Linked DNA regions of Homo sapiens: all the other regions are linked to region 3. Evidence: read pairs that join two places in POLR2A ChIA-PET (ENCODE). Cell type or tissue: GM12878. All regions are shown on one strand. Each heading gives the region's core, and the rest is flanking DNA. Links, peaks and the distances in the headings are about the cores only. Region 1 overlaps TNFRSF1B (TNF receptor superfamily member 1B). Region 2 has its middle 6.0 kb from the start of MIR6729. Region 3 overlaps TNFRSF8 (TNF receptor superfamily member 8).

Evidence for each region. Peaks named below come from ENCODE experiments on the same cell type or tissue, not always from the same donor. Only the 100,000 strongest peaks of a DNase experiment are listed, where the experiment ranks them.
Region 1: POLR2A ChIA-PET joins it to region 3 with 6 read pairs; 4 of 35 experiments call an interaction of 5 or more read pairs at or near these places.
Region 2: POLR2A ChIA-PET joins it to region 3 with 6 read pairs; 10 of 35 experiments call an interaction of 5 or more read pairs at or near these places.

The regions. Positions count from the first base shown.
Region 1 is chr1:12,196,731-12,200,730 of GRCh38, reverse strand. All of the region lies in intron 8 of TNFRSF1B (TNF receptor superfamily member 1B), which reads right to left. Among named protein-coding and RNA genes, the nearest start is that of MIR4632, 7.0 kb to the right of the region's middle. In GM12878, for the core only: CTCF peaks have their summits at 1,058 (motif pointing right) and 3,931 (motif pointing right); no DNase peak of the experiment used is centred there; H3K27ac peaks cover 1,356 bases.
Region 2 is chr1:12,032,832-12,037,567 of GRCh38, reverse strand. It overlaps the pseudogene RN7SL649P. Among named protein-coding and RNA genes, the nearest start is that of MIR6729, 6.0 kb to the right of the region's middle. In GM12878, for the core only: no CTCF peak of the experiment used is centred there; no DNase peak of the experiment used is centred there.
Region 3 is chr1:12,085,414-12,090,149 of GRCh38, reverse strand. The region is part of intron 2 of TNFRSF8 (TNF receptor superfamily member 8); the gene reads right to left. Among named protein-coding and RNA genes, the nearest start is that of TNFRSF8, 24 kb to the right of the region's middle. RefSeq lists enhancers at 2,041-2,380, 2,401-2,510. In GM12878, for the core only: no CTCF peak of the experiment used is centred there; a DNase peak (open chromatin) is centred at 2,139; H3K27ac peaks cover 2,240 bases.

The DNA.
Region 1 (4,000 bases), core at 1-4,000, 110 kb before region 3:
GAATCGCTTGAACCTGGGAGGCAGAGGTTGTGGTGAGGCGAGATCGAGCCACTGCACTCCAGGCTGGGCAACAAGAGTGAAACTCCATCTCAAAAAAAAAGAATAATTTGCGGCACATGGAATGGTGGGAAGCTCAAGTTTGGGTGTCCAGTAGCACAATTAGATAGGAACACACCACTCTCAGTTGGGTGTGTGCTGTCTATGCATGTAGCTGCTTTCTTGCTACAGAGGCAGGTTTGAGTAGCTGTCACTGAGACCATACAGTCCACAAAGCCTGAAATTCCTACCATCTGGCCCTTTACAGAGAAAGCGTGCAGACCTTTGCGCTCAGTCAATCATTCCGGGGCAGAGAGCGCTCACGTCTGAGACCCTCTGCTGCACTGCCTCAGCCTCTTGTTCCAGAGTCCGCCCACAGGCTGCTCTGCAACTTCCCCTGATGTCTTCTTCCCGTAGAATAATAATAATATTATTAGCTGACATTTGAGTGCCACCCAATGCCATGCACTGTACCTACATCCCTCCAGACAATATCTATATTGATTCTTCCAACAACCCAGTGTTATCCTTGCTTTGTGGAAACTGAGGCACGGAGAGATTGAGTTACTTGCCCAAGGTCACGGTTAGGACATACTGTGGCTGGGCTAAATCCCAAAGGGCCTTTCCTGGGTGTCTGGGGTTTCAACTCTGGAGGCTCAAGGCAAGGTCCCCATTTCCAGACACGCACACTGAAGAGAGGCTGGAAATTCCTCTCCCAGGCTGTTGTCTGTTCCCACTGGCTGGCCAGGCGCTCACACCCTTGCCTTGGAATTCTAAGCGATTGTTTTCTGATCCCAGCAAAAAAGGAGATGGCACAGGCCACATTCCCAACAGCTGCCCTGGCCCCTGGCCTGCCCAGGATGAAAACAAGTGTCCCAGGCAGAAAGAAGGAGGGTAGAGATGAGTGAAGGGCTGATGGGGCTCGCCAGCACTGCAGCGGGAGGTGAGAGCAGGGGTGGAGCGAGCAGCGCAGGTGCCACCGCCCCCCAAGAAAGGCTGAGACCTCCTGCCTCCCTCCAGAGGGAGCTACAATTCCAGATGTGGTCTGAGAACAGATGCGAGTACCAGGGTCCTCTCTGTCCAATCCCTGCAGCCCCCGGCTCCCATGGCTTCTCGGACACCTGAGCGCCACCTGCACCCTTAATTCCCCAAGGCCACAGCCTCTCACTCAGGACTGGAGGGATCTCGTGCAAGCCATCCCCAAGAGGCCACGGAGGCCCAGAGAAAGTGCATCCTGTGCCCAGCATCACACAGCTGGTCCGTGGCAGGAGCAGAAGCCTAGACCAGCTTCCCCAGGAACCCCCACACCCTCCCTGGGCTGGGTCCCCCAGTTTTGGAGAGATGGAGGGCATTGCAAGTTCATGCTGAACCTCCGCCCAGGTGGTCTGACCCTGGTCACTGCCCACAACTGCCCCCCAGCCCTGCTCTGAGCCTGGAAGGGGAGGAGAAGCAGCCAATTGTCACTCCTCACAACCCCACAAAAGGGGTTTTTCTGGCCTGTGCCCCACCCCCTCTGCTGGTGGCTACAGCCAGGCAGAACAAAAACCCCCAAAGGTCACGGCCACCTCCCTCCTCCCAAGCCACAAGTCGCAAAGTTCAAGCAGCCCCAGGTGGCACAGAAGCAGGCTGAGTCCTATTCCTTGGGCTGGGACCCCAGTAGAGCCGAGTACTGAGGAGCCTCATTCAAAACACAGGATCCCAGGGCCGGGCGCAGTGGCTCACACCTGTAATCCCAGCACTTTGGGAGGCCGAGGTGGTCACCGAATCACGAGGTCAGGAGATTGAGACCATCCTGGCTAACAAGGTGAAACCCCGTCTCTACTAAAAATACAAAAAATTAGCTGGGCGAGCTGGTGGGTGCCTGTAGTCCCAGCTACTTGGGAGGCTGAGGCAGGAGAATGGTGTGAACCCGGGAGGCGGAGCTTGCAGTGAGCCAAGATTGTGCCACTGCACTCCAGCCTGGGCGACAAAGCAAGACTCTTTCTCAAAAAAAAAAAAAAAAACAGAATTCCAGCCAGCCAGCCAGCCAGCCAGCACCCTCAGCTCCCGGCCCCTCCTGGCCCAGCCCTGCTGGGCAGAAGCAGAGACCCAGCAGAGCCACGGGCCAGGTCCTCCAGGTTCCTGCTGTGTCCGTCTGTTTGTGTGTTCACAAGGCTCACACACCTGTGTCTACAGGCGTGAGGGTGTGAAGCGTGCACACGTGTGTCTATGTTGGGGGCATGTGTGCATATCTGTGAGTGACGTAGTGAGTGTGTGCGCTGGGGTGGCGAGGAGAGACACTCCTAGGTTCGTGTCCCAGGCCGTGATCATTAGCTGTGCCACACTGGGAAAGTTACTAACTTCTCTGGGCCCATGATTCTTGGGCCATATAATGGGGGACAAGAATCATACTGCCTGCGTGTGGCAGCATGGCTGTGAGAATAAAGAACGCTGGGCACAGTGCCTGGCATCCGTTCAACACCCGATAAATGTTCGCACCTGTTATCAGACGTGGGTCCGTGCATGAGTGTGTCCGTGTCCATGGGGGTGATTGTGGGTAAGCTCACATATTGGTTTTTTTTTTTTTTTTTTTTGAGATGGAGTCTCGCTCTATCGCCCAGGCTGGAGTGCAGTGGTGCGATCTCAGTACACTGCAAGCTCCACCTCCCGGGTTCACGCTATTCTGCCTCAGCCTCCGGAGTAGCTGGGACTACGGGCGCCCGCCACCACGCCCGGCTAATTTTTTTTATTTTTAGTAGAGATGGGGTTTCACTGTGTTAGCCAGGATGGTCTCGATCTCCTGACCTCGTGATCCGCCCCCCTCGGCCTCCCAAAGTGCTGGGATTACAGGCGTGAGCCATGGCGCCCGGCCACATGTTGGTGTTTTCTAAACAAAGGAACGCCACTGTCTCCCATGCCCTGGACGTTCTTTCTGTGGCAGGAGGAGCAGGTGGGTGCTGAGTCCACACTCTAAGCCCAGCAGCCCAGCTCAAGAGGACTCTCCACTGGCCTCTTATCAGGAGTAGCTGCTGGTTGAGGAGTAGCGTGGGACACAGGCATAAACCTGATTCAAACCTGGGCTATGCCACTCACCTAATGATCTAATCCTACAGGAAAAATGGAACCTCCCAGAGTCTCAGTTTCCTCCTCTGTAAAATGGGGGTGATGATGCTCCCTGCCCCACAGGGATGCGTGGGGACTCAGTCACAAAGAGCCTGGCAGGGCTCAGCCAGGGCTGTGCTGGGATAAGCTCAGGCCTGTGCAGATTTCCTCCCAACTCCATATTCAGGAAGGTCTTGGGAGTTGGAAACTGGCTACAGTGTGAGTGTTTATACCACAGAAATTAGCAAACACCACAAATCAGGGTTTGGGGGTTTTTTTCTGCACTAGACACACCACTGGGGCACTCAACAGATACTTGAGTCACTCACATTCAGTGAACACTGAGAGCAACAGTGAAAGGAAAGGGGCCAGGCGTGGTGGCTTATGCCTCTCATCCCAGTACTTTGGGAGACCGAGGTGGGCAGATCACTTGAGGTCAGGGGTTTGAGACCAGCCTGGCCAACATGGCAAAACCCCGTCTCTACTAAAAATATAAAAATTAGCCAGGCATGGTGGCGCATGCCCATAGTCCCATCTACTTGGGAGGCTGAGGTGGGATGACCACTCGAACCCGGGAGGCGGAGGCTGCAGTGAGCCAAGAGGGCGCCACTGCACTGCAGCCTGGGCGACATAGCTGTCTCAAAAAAAAAAAAAGAAAGAAAGAAAAAAAAAATGGAAAAGGGAAGCAGAGGCTGCTAGGCCACACCCAGGACATCTTCAGTGCACAGAGGATTGGGAAACGCTTGGTGGGGAAAGGGAAGGTGACAGCTGGGCTGCTGCGGAAGAGCTTGGGGGAGACACCTGCTCTACGCACGCCACCAGGCGGCAACCGTCAGTGTCACTGAATTGAAGCTGGAGAAAGGGAGCAGTGAAACTCGCTCGC
Region 2 (4,736 bases), core at 296-4,295, 52 kb after region 3:
GCTCCAGGGGGCAGGCTCCTGTGGCTGTGGGTGCTAGTGTTGTCTGCTTCACTGCCGCATCTGCAGAGCCTAGAACAGTGCCTAGCACACAGGAGGAGTCGAACACGTGGCTGGTGAATGAATGAGTGAGTGGGGGAATGGTGGAGGCATTACAGACCATATCAAGGAGTTGGGTTCCAGTTGGAGAGCATTCATCAGCTCTACACATTTTTTTTTTCTTTTTTTTTTTTCTGAGACAGAGTCTCACTCTGTCGCCCAGGCTGGAGTGCAGTGGTGCGATCTCGGCTCCCTGCAAGCTCCACCCCCCAGGTTCAAGCGATTCTCCTGCCTCAGCCTCCCGAATGGCTGGGACTACAGGCACACGCCACCACACCCAGCTAATTTTTGTATTTTTAGTAGAGACGAGGTTTCACCATGTTGGCCAGGATGGTCTCGATCTCATGACCTCGTGATCCGCCCACCTCAGCCTCCCAAAGTGCTGGAATTACAGGTGGGAGCCAGCGCACCCGGCCAGCTCCACACCTTTCTATTGAGGAATCCATCTCCCTGCCTTGTTAGGTGTGGTGGTGCTCGCCAGTTGTCTCACCTATTCAGGAGGCTGAGGCGGGAGGATCACTTGTGCCCAGTTCGGGGCTTTGGTGCCCTATGCTGATGGGGTGTCTGCACTAACTTGAGCATCAATATGGTGACCTCCTTGAAACCAGGTTGCCTAAGGAGGGTTAAACCAGCTCAGGTTGGAAATAGAGCAGGTCAAAACTCCAGTGCTGATCAGCAGTGGGGTAAATAGCCACTGTGCTCCAGCCTGGGCAAGGGCAAGAACCTGCCTCTAAAAAAGCTCTTATTTTAATTATTTTTATTTTTTGAGGCGGAGTCTCACTCTGTCACCCAGGCTGGAGTGCAATAGCGCGATCTTAGCTTGCTGCAACCTCCGCCTCCCAAGTTCAAGTGATTCTCATAGCTCAACCTCCTGAGTAGCTGGGATTATAGGTGCTTGCCAATATGCCCAGCTAATTTTTGTATTTTTCATAGAGACAGGGTTTCACCATGTTGGCCAGGCTGGTCTCAAACTCCTGACCTCAAGTGATCCACCCGCCTCAGCCTCTCAAAGTTCTGGGATTACAGATGTGAACCACCATGCCCAGCCTCTTTTTTCTTTTTCTGAGACGGAGTCTCGCTCTGTCGCCCAGGCTGGAGTGCAGTGGCGCGATCTTGGCTCACTGCAAGCTCCACTTCCCGGGTTCACACTATTCTCCTGCCACAGCCTCCGGAGAAGCTGGGACTACAGGTGCCCGCCACCATGCCCGGCTAATTCTTTTGTATTTTTTATTAGAGACGGGGTTTCACCATATTAGCCAGGATGGTCTCGATCTCCTGACCTCATGATCCGCCCGCCTTGGCCTCCCAAAGTGCTGGGATTACAGGCATGAGCCACTGTGCCCGGCCTTTTTTTTTTTTTTTTTTTTTTAAGAGAGATGGGGTCTTGCTATGTTGCCCAGGCTGGATTTGAGCTTCTGCCTTTTCTCACGTCCTCAGCTGACTGTCTCCAGCATGGTTAGGTCCAAGAAGACAAACTTCAGGCCGCTGCCTGGCCAGGGTCATGGTTCTAAGCCGTGGTGCAGGCAATGGAGGAGTCAGATCTTTGTTCTTATTTCTAAATGACCAACACAAGACACTAGTTTTGGGAGAAGTAGGTGATCTTGCCTTTTTCCTTTGGGATTTACAGTACATACTCAGAAGGCACAAAAAAAGAAAAGAATGCTATCAGTATGGGAGAGGGGGTGCATGTAAGGTGTATCAGGAGTGTGCCCAACCACCAGGGTCCTTTCATGCAGAGAAATGAAAGCATTTGTCCAGTAACCTTCACAAGGCAGGTAAGAAACCAGGCTAGAGGGAAAAGCCAAATTCTGGAACACAGTTCAGCCAGTACTTTTGAAAAAGTACAATACAAAACTATTTCAATGAAGAAAAACAATGCCATCTCTGTTTTCAGGAAGCTGCAATTCTCGCAGGGGAGAGAGCTTAGGCAATGCATCTCACCGTTAGTTACTTAATACTACTACTCAGGGGCCTTGGAGAAGAGCAGGAAGGCAGGCTGTGTGATGGCGGGGGCAGATCTGAGAACCCAGAGGTTCAGGGAGGACCTCTTGAAAGAAGAGACATCCAAGCTGAGACATGGATGGGGCAAGGGTGGGAGACAAGACGAGCATCCAGGGTGACCCCAAGTTGTAGGGGTGAAAGGCCCAGGAGAATTAAGAACAGCTTGCAAGTACCTGGGAGGGTAGTGGGGACATTCACGAAATGGAACTGTGTGGGTGCTGGAGAGCTGCAAGACATGGGCTCTGCTCTAGGGGCCTCCTGCCTGGAACCTTCATTCTTGGGGCCCCTTCAGCTTGAATAAGCCTGTATCCCATGCTGAAATCAGTCCTAAGAAGTGACTGGAGAGGCAGCCCCAGGCCCAGGGCTTTCTCAAGCACCTCCCTGCCGTTCTCCGGAGGCCAGGGGCAGTGGCTCATGCCTGTAATCCCAGCACTTTGGGAAGTCAAGGCAGGTGGATTACTTGAGGCCAGGAGTTTGAGACCAGCCTGGCCAACATGGAGAAACCCCTTCTCTATTAAAAATACAAAAATTAGCCGGGCATGGTGGCAGGCGCCTGTAATCCCAGCTACGCGGGAGGCTGAGGCATGAGAATCACTTGAATTTGCAAGGACGTTGCAGTGAGCCGAGATTGCACCACTGTACTCTAGCCTAAGCGACAGACCCTGTCTCAAAAATTAAAAAGAAAAAGAGTTCTCAAGCGACCAGCAGGAAGGATCTGGTTCAGGCTGTGGTCTTCCTACCCCCGCTGATGGCTCCAGATGGCCCCAAGGAGGCTGCCTTCTGAAGAGATAGCCAGGAACAGGCAGAGCAGAGGTCAGTACGTGGGAAGACAGGAGTTATTTGCCGCCACACAAAGAGGGTCTTTCAGGCTATGGCGCCACAGGTTTCATTCAGCGCAGTGTCTACAGACTTTGGGCTGTGGTTCTTGTGCATGGAACTTACTGGAAGCAAGCAAGCTGGAAGTCTTCCAAAGTTTCAAAAGAACTGTTTTTCCAGAGAAACCATGCACCCTGATGCATTATGGGCCCTGTGGCAGCATTCCAGCCTGTACGGTGATGGAAAAGAAGCATTTCTCTCTGGGTTAGGCTGTTGCTGTTTTGGACTTCTGTTATACACGGCTAAATCTGTAAGCTGATCTCAGCTTTGTAAATTTTGTAATTTTTTTTTTTTTGAGACAGAGTCTTGCTCTGTACCCCAAGCTGGAGTGCAATGGCACCATCTCGGCTCACTGCAACTTCCGCCTCCTGGGTTCAAGTGATTCTCATGCCTCTGCCTCCCAAGTAGCTGGGATTACAGGCATGTGCCACCATGTCTGGCTAGTTTTTAAATTTTTTACTAGAGATGGGGTTTTGCCATATTGGCCAGGCTGGTCTCAAACTCCTGACCTCAAGTGATCAGCCTGCCTTGGCCTCCCAAAGTACTGGGATTATATGGGTCAGTCACGGCACCTGGCCTAAATTTTGTAACTTTTTTTTCTTTTTCGAGACAGAGTATCACTGTCGCCCAGGTTGGAGTGCAGTGGCATGATCCGGCTCACTGCAACCTCTGCCTCCCAGGTTCAAGCCATTCTTCCGCCTCAGACTCCCGAGTAGCTGGGATTACAGGTGTGCATCACCATCCCCAGCTAATTTTTGTATTTTTAGTAGAGACGGGGTTTCGCCATGTTGGCCAGGCTGGTCACAAACTCCTGACCTCAAGTGATCCTCCTGCCTCGGCCTCCCAAAGTGCTGGGATTACAGGAGTGAGCCACCAAGCCCAGCCTGATTTTGTAACTTTTGTTTGACAGAAAGGCTTTGAATTATCTTCTCCCTGTGGCCAAAGAATTTCTAAAGAAACCACTGACTCCCACAGGTTCTCCGACTCAAAATTACACGTGGAACAACAAACCAAGCCCAACTGAAATATGGGACAAAGGACTTGACTTCTCCAAAGAAGATATACAAACAGGCTGGGTGCAGTGGCTTGTGCCTATAATCCCAGCATTTTGGGAGGCCCAGGTAGGAAAAGCCTGAGGCCTGGACAACATAGCAAGACCCTGTCTCTATTAAAAATAAACTAATAAACATGTACTCCTGAACTTAAGTTAAAAAAAAACTATTAATAAATATTTTTAAAATATACAAATGACCAATAAGCATATTAAAACATGCTCAACGTCACTAATCCTTAGGGAAATGCTAATAAAAACCACAATGAGATACACTTCACAGCCATTAGGATGGCTACTACCGAAAAACCAGAAAATAGCAAGTGCTGTTGACGATGAGGAAAAATTGGAACTCTTGTGCATCACTGGTCGGAAAGTAAAACAGTATAGCATTTCCTTGAAAAATTAAAAATAGAATTATTGGCCGGAGGTGGTAGCTCACGCCTGTAATCCCAGCACTTTGGGAGGCTAAGGTGGCAGATCCCTTGATCTCAGGAGTTCAAGACCAGCCTCAGTAACATAGTGAAACCCCTTCTCCACAAAAAGTACAAAAAAATTAGCCAGGAGTGGTAGCACGCGCCTATAGTCCCAGCTACCTAGGGGGCTAAGGCAAGAGAATCAATCACTTGAGCTTAAGAGGTCGAGGCTGCAGTGGGCGGAGATGGCCCCACTGCACTCCAGCCTGAGTGACAAAGTGAGATCCTGTCTCAAA
Region 3 (4,736 bases), core at 403-4,402:
AGATGGATGGGGAAAGGTGGATGGGTGGATAGATGGGTGGATAGATGGATGGGTTAGGGAAGAGTGGATGAGTGGGTAGATGGATGGATGGGTAGATGGATGGGTAGATAGATGGATGGGGAAAGGTGGATGGGTGGGTAGATGGGTAGATAGATGAATGGGTTAGGGAACAGTAGGTGAGTGGGTAGATGGGTGGATGGGTAGATGGATGGATGGATGGATGGATGGGGAAGGGTGGATGGGCAGGTAGATAGGTGGATAGATGGATGGGTTAGGGAAGAGTGGATGAGTGGGTAGATGGGTGGATGGGTAGATGGATGTGTAGATGAACGGATGGATGGATGGGTGGATGCAGACCAGTGGTATAGGGGCTTTTCCTCACTGTAAGCTCCCATTCTTCCTCCTTTGAAACTATCTTAGCACAGATACCCTCTGGAGTATCAGATATATATAAGCATGTCACCTCCCCTACTAGTGGGTTGCTCCCAGGAGGCAGGACCTTGTCCTTCTCTCCCCCAAATAACCCTATATCCAACAGAGCTCAATAAATGCTTGCTGCATTGGGCCAGTCCTATTTCCTTCTACTGCCTTCCATTTCCTCCCTTCCACGCCCACATACTTCCTCCTATACAAAAGAACCCTGGTGGATTTTTCAGGCTTAAAGAAAAGACTAGGATGTACCTGCGAGTGGGATGGACAGGAGAGAGAGGCTGGTCTGACTTCAGCAGAGGGAGGTGCCAGGGGGACAATGGAAGCTTGGCCCTGTGAGGCAATGGCTGGCTGTCACAGAAGAGTATGCGGGGCAAGTTAGCCATATTCATTCATTCACCTATTCTTTCAAAAATTGAGACTCTACTATGTGCCAAGCCCTGGGGTCAGGGCTGGGGATCCTGCAGGAAGACGATAGACAAGTCATGACACATGGAAGGAGTGTTAGGAAAGTGGAACCATGGGAGGCACCAAGAGCCCAGAGCCAAGACCTCTGAGCTGGCTTGGGGTCAGGGAGGGCCATCCCTCCATCCATCCAACAAATGTTTATTTCTCTTTTTTTTCGAGATAGAATCTCGCTCTGTGGCCCAGGCTGGGGTCAGGGAGGGCCTACACTTAAGTGGACCCTGAGGAATGCAGAGGTGTGAGTCAAGCACACAGGGACAGTGGGGGGCCAGGAGGTGCTGTGAGGGGGCTCTGCTGGGACAGTGTCAGAGGGCACAGGGGAGCCCAGCACACTCAGCTGAAGCCCAGGATGAAGAGGGACTGGGCGGGGGAGGGGGAGGCGGCAGGGGCAGCAGCTGTCATGCCAAATGGGCGTGCCCATGCACAAAGCTGAGCTTTACCCAAGGGCAGCGGAAGCTGGGGGAACCCACAAACCCCCTCCTCCTCCTCCTTCCTGTTCACAGCCTTCGGAGGAACCCTCAGCTCCTGGGACAAGATGGGATACACCTGCCATGCTCCCTACCTAACACTTGGCCTGGCCTCACATCCTTCCCCTGAACCTGGGCAGGCCTCAAACATCTGCAGGAGAGACCCCTTCCTGTGGGGAGCGAGTCTGCACACAAAGAGAGGGTAGTCCAGGAAGATGGAGAACAGGAAGGGCTTTGTAGCCCCCGCATTAGCTCTTCACTCGTAAACTCTTCTGCCTCCCAAATTCGAGGCCTTGAGGGTCAGTATCAACTACAGTTGAAGAGCTCAGGAGACTGCACTCGGTGGTCATGTTCACGGCCCGGCTGAGCCACTGATACGCATGTGGCCTTGTGCAAATTCCTGAACCCCTCGGTGTCCAAGTTTCCTCTCTGGATTTCTTATCAGGATTGAAGGAACTTAAGGTCGGTAAAGGGCCCAGCACAGTGGCCAGCACATAGCGTGCTCCATCGGTATGAATCGTGGTCATTGTTATGAGTCAGTGAATGAGCTCCCCGTCACCAAGAGTATGTAAGCAAAGGGCTGGGGACCTGCTCTCAGGAATGCTGGAGAGGGCATCACAGGCCTGGGTGCAAGGAGGGATTCGATGACATCTACATTTTTCAATCTCAAAGGTCCCTCAGCTTCCTTCCTCCACCAACCCGCCCACAAGCAAACCCGGCCACACAGCTGAGTGCTGGCTGCACAGGGCAGGCAAAATGTCAAGAAATTTCCCCGAGAGATCAAAGAAGGGGTTTTTGTGGGTTTTTCTTTTTTCTTCTCTGGCTACACGGAAGCACAAGGTCAATAAAACACCAGTAAAATGCCCCACCCACCACACCAATATGGAGTATTCAGCCCCAGCCAGCACTGGGCCTTAGAGAGGGGAAGTGGGGAGGAGGGAGCCCCCTCTTCCTAAGTCACAGCTTTTAAGTGGAGGGAGCCTGGGACCTGAGATGTCATTTTTCTCTCCACCCACTCCCCATCAAGGCCCTTTCAGGCTGGAGTCAAAGGGGCCAGAAGAGGATGAGAAGGAAGTGTCTTTCTCCTTGTGGCTGGGATTGTGGGTCCCATGAAAAGTCATAGAACACTGTGGGCCACTCCATTCCAGAGGATAAAAACCACAGCAAGCGGGCCCTGAGAGAACTGAGTGGGAACCACCACCAACCATCAGGCTAGCAAGGGAAGGCCTCATGGAGGAAGGGGTTCCAGAATTGCAGCAGGTAGGGACGGAGGGGAGGGCATCCCACATGGGGACAGGCATGTCCAAAGGCCCAGAAACTAGGCCTGGCACAGTGGCTCATGCCTGTAATCCCAGCACTTTATGAGGCCAAGGCGGGCAGACCACTGGAGGTCAGGAGTTGAAGACCAGCCTGGCCAACACGGTGAAACCCCATCTCTACTAAAAATACAAAAACTAGCTGGGTGTGGTGGCACATGCCTGTAATCCCAGCTACTCAGGAGGCTGAGGCAAGAGAATTGCTTGAACCTAGGAGGCGGAGGTTCCAGTGAGCCAAGATCACACCACCGTACTCCAGCCTGGACTACAGAGACAGACTCTATCTCAAAAAAAAAAAAAAAAAAAAGAGAGAGAGAGAGAAATAAAAATTTGTTGGATGGATGATGGATGGATGGATGGATGGATGGATGGATGGATGGATGGATGGATGGATGGATAGAAAGGTAGATGAGAAAATGGCCAGGAGAGGGGTGGGTGTATGGATGGGGGCGGTGAATGGGAGGATAATTGGAGGGATATGGGAAGGCGATGGTGCTATGGACTGAATTGTGTCCCCCACAAAGTTCATATGTTAAATGTGTTGAAACCCTAACCCCAGTGTGACTGTATTTGGAGATAGGACTTTTAGGAGATAATTAAGGTTAAATGAGGTCATAAGGATGGGGCCCTAATCCAGGGGGATTGGTGGCATATATGAAGAGGGGGAAAGAGAGAGAAAGAGAGAGAGAGATCGATCTTCCCACCATGAGAAGACTGCCATCTGCAAGCCAAGAAGACAGCCCTCACCAGAAACCAAATCCTCCAAAAACCTTGATCTTGGACCTTCAAGCCTCCAGAACTGTAAGAAATAAATGTCTATTGTTTAGGTCACCCAGACTACAGTATTTTGTTATGGCAGCCCCAGCAAACTAATACAGATGGATGGATGGATAGTGGCTAGATGGGAAGAAAAATGGAAAGGGGATGGGAGGGGTGGGTTGGTGAGTGGTTAAAAAGATGGGTGGGTGGGCAGGTACTTGGATGGGTGGGTGGGTGAGGGGGGCAGGTACTTGGATGGGTGGGTGGATGGCCGACCAGTGAAGCACTGAAAAAACCAGGGGACCCACCTAATAGATCATTCAAAATCAACACTAAACCAAAAATAAAAGCAAGAAAGTCCAATAGCATCCAACCCACTACTTTTGCCCATACAATGAATACTTTGAATCATTGTTGGAAATACAAATCAAAATCAAATACAAAAACATCAAATTCTTTCCAAGAATGTTTCCCTCTGTCCTTTGGTGGCCTGAGCACGAGCCTGGTCTGCATCTCATGGGGGAGTTGAGGCCACAAGTCTAGGAACTGACTGACCTGGGTTCCCGCGCAGCTCCAGTGGAATAGCCCTGATGGCCATAACCTGTCACCACCCTCCAGACAGTACAGCTGGGTGGATGGGCCCCTCCGCCCCCACTGTCGGAAGCCCTCCAGACGATGCCCGCCCACTTGCAATGGCCTGCTGTCCTCAAAGCAAGAAGTGGCGATGATGAACCAGACACACACAGACTCCCTCCCACCCTTGCTGGCACAGCTAAAGGCTGATGTCCCCGTGACAATCTCTGTTCCTGGAGGTCAGAGACCACGAGGGCATCGTTATGTCCTGCCCCGCCCATCTAAGACCACTGGTGGTGCCTTGGGACTTTTGATAATAACCACAGGGGCAGAAATGCCTCATGACCCTATTCCAGCTGCTTATCTCCTCGGGCCTAAGCATCATCTACAAAATGGAAGGAACAACACTCACCCCAGCTCCAGAAGGATTTCCTGGTAATTGACTAGAAGTCAATCACGGTGCTGGGGGTGGGGGAACATTCCAGAAAGGGAGCTCTGGTCTGGGAGACTGGTCTCAGAGAAATCTATTGTCCAGGTTGTCCCAGGATAAACACCTGTCCTGAGCTGGGGCAGTCAAGAACGGCAAAGAGGCCAGGCATGGAGGCTCATGCCTGTAATCCCAGTGCTTTGGGAGGCTGAGGCAGGAGGACTAATTGAGCCCAGGAGCTCAAGACCAGCCTGTGCAATATAGCGAGACTTTGTCTCTATTTTAAATTAATATAAAAAA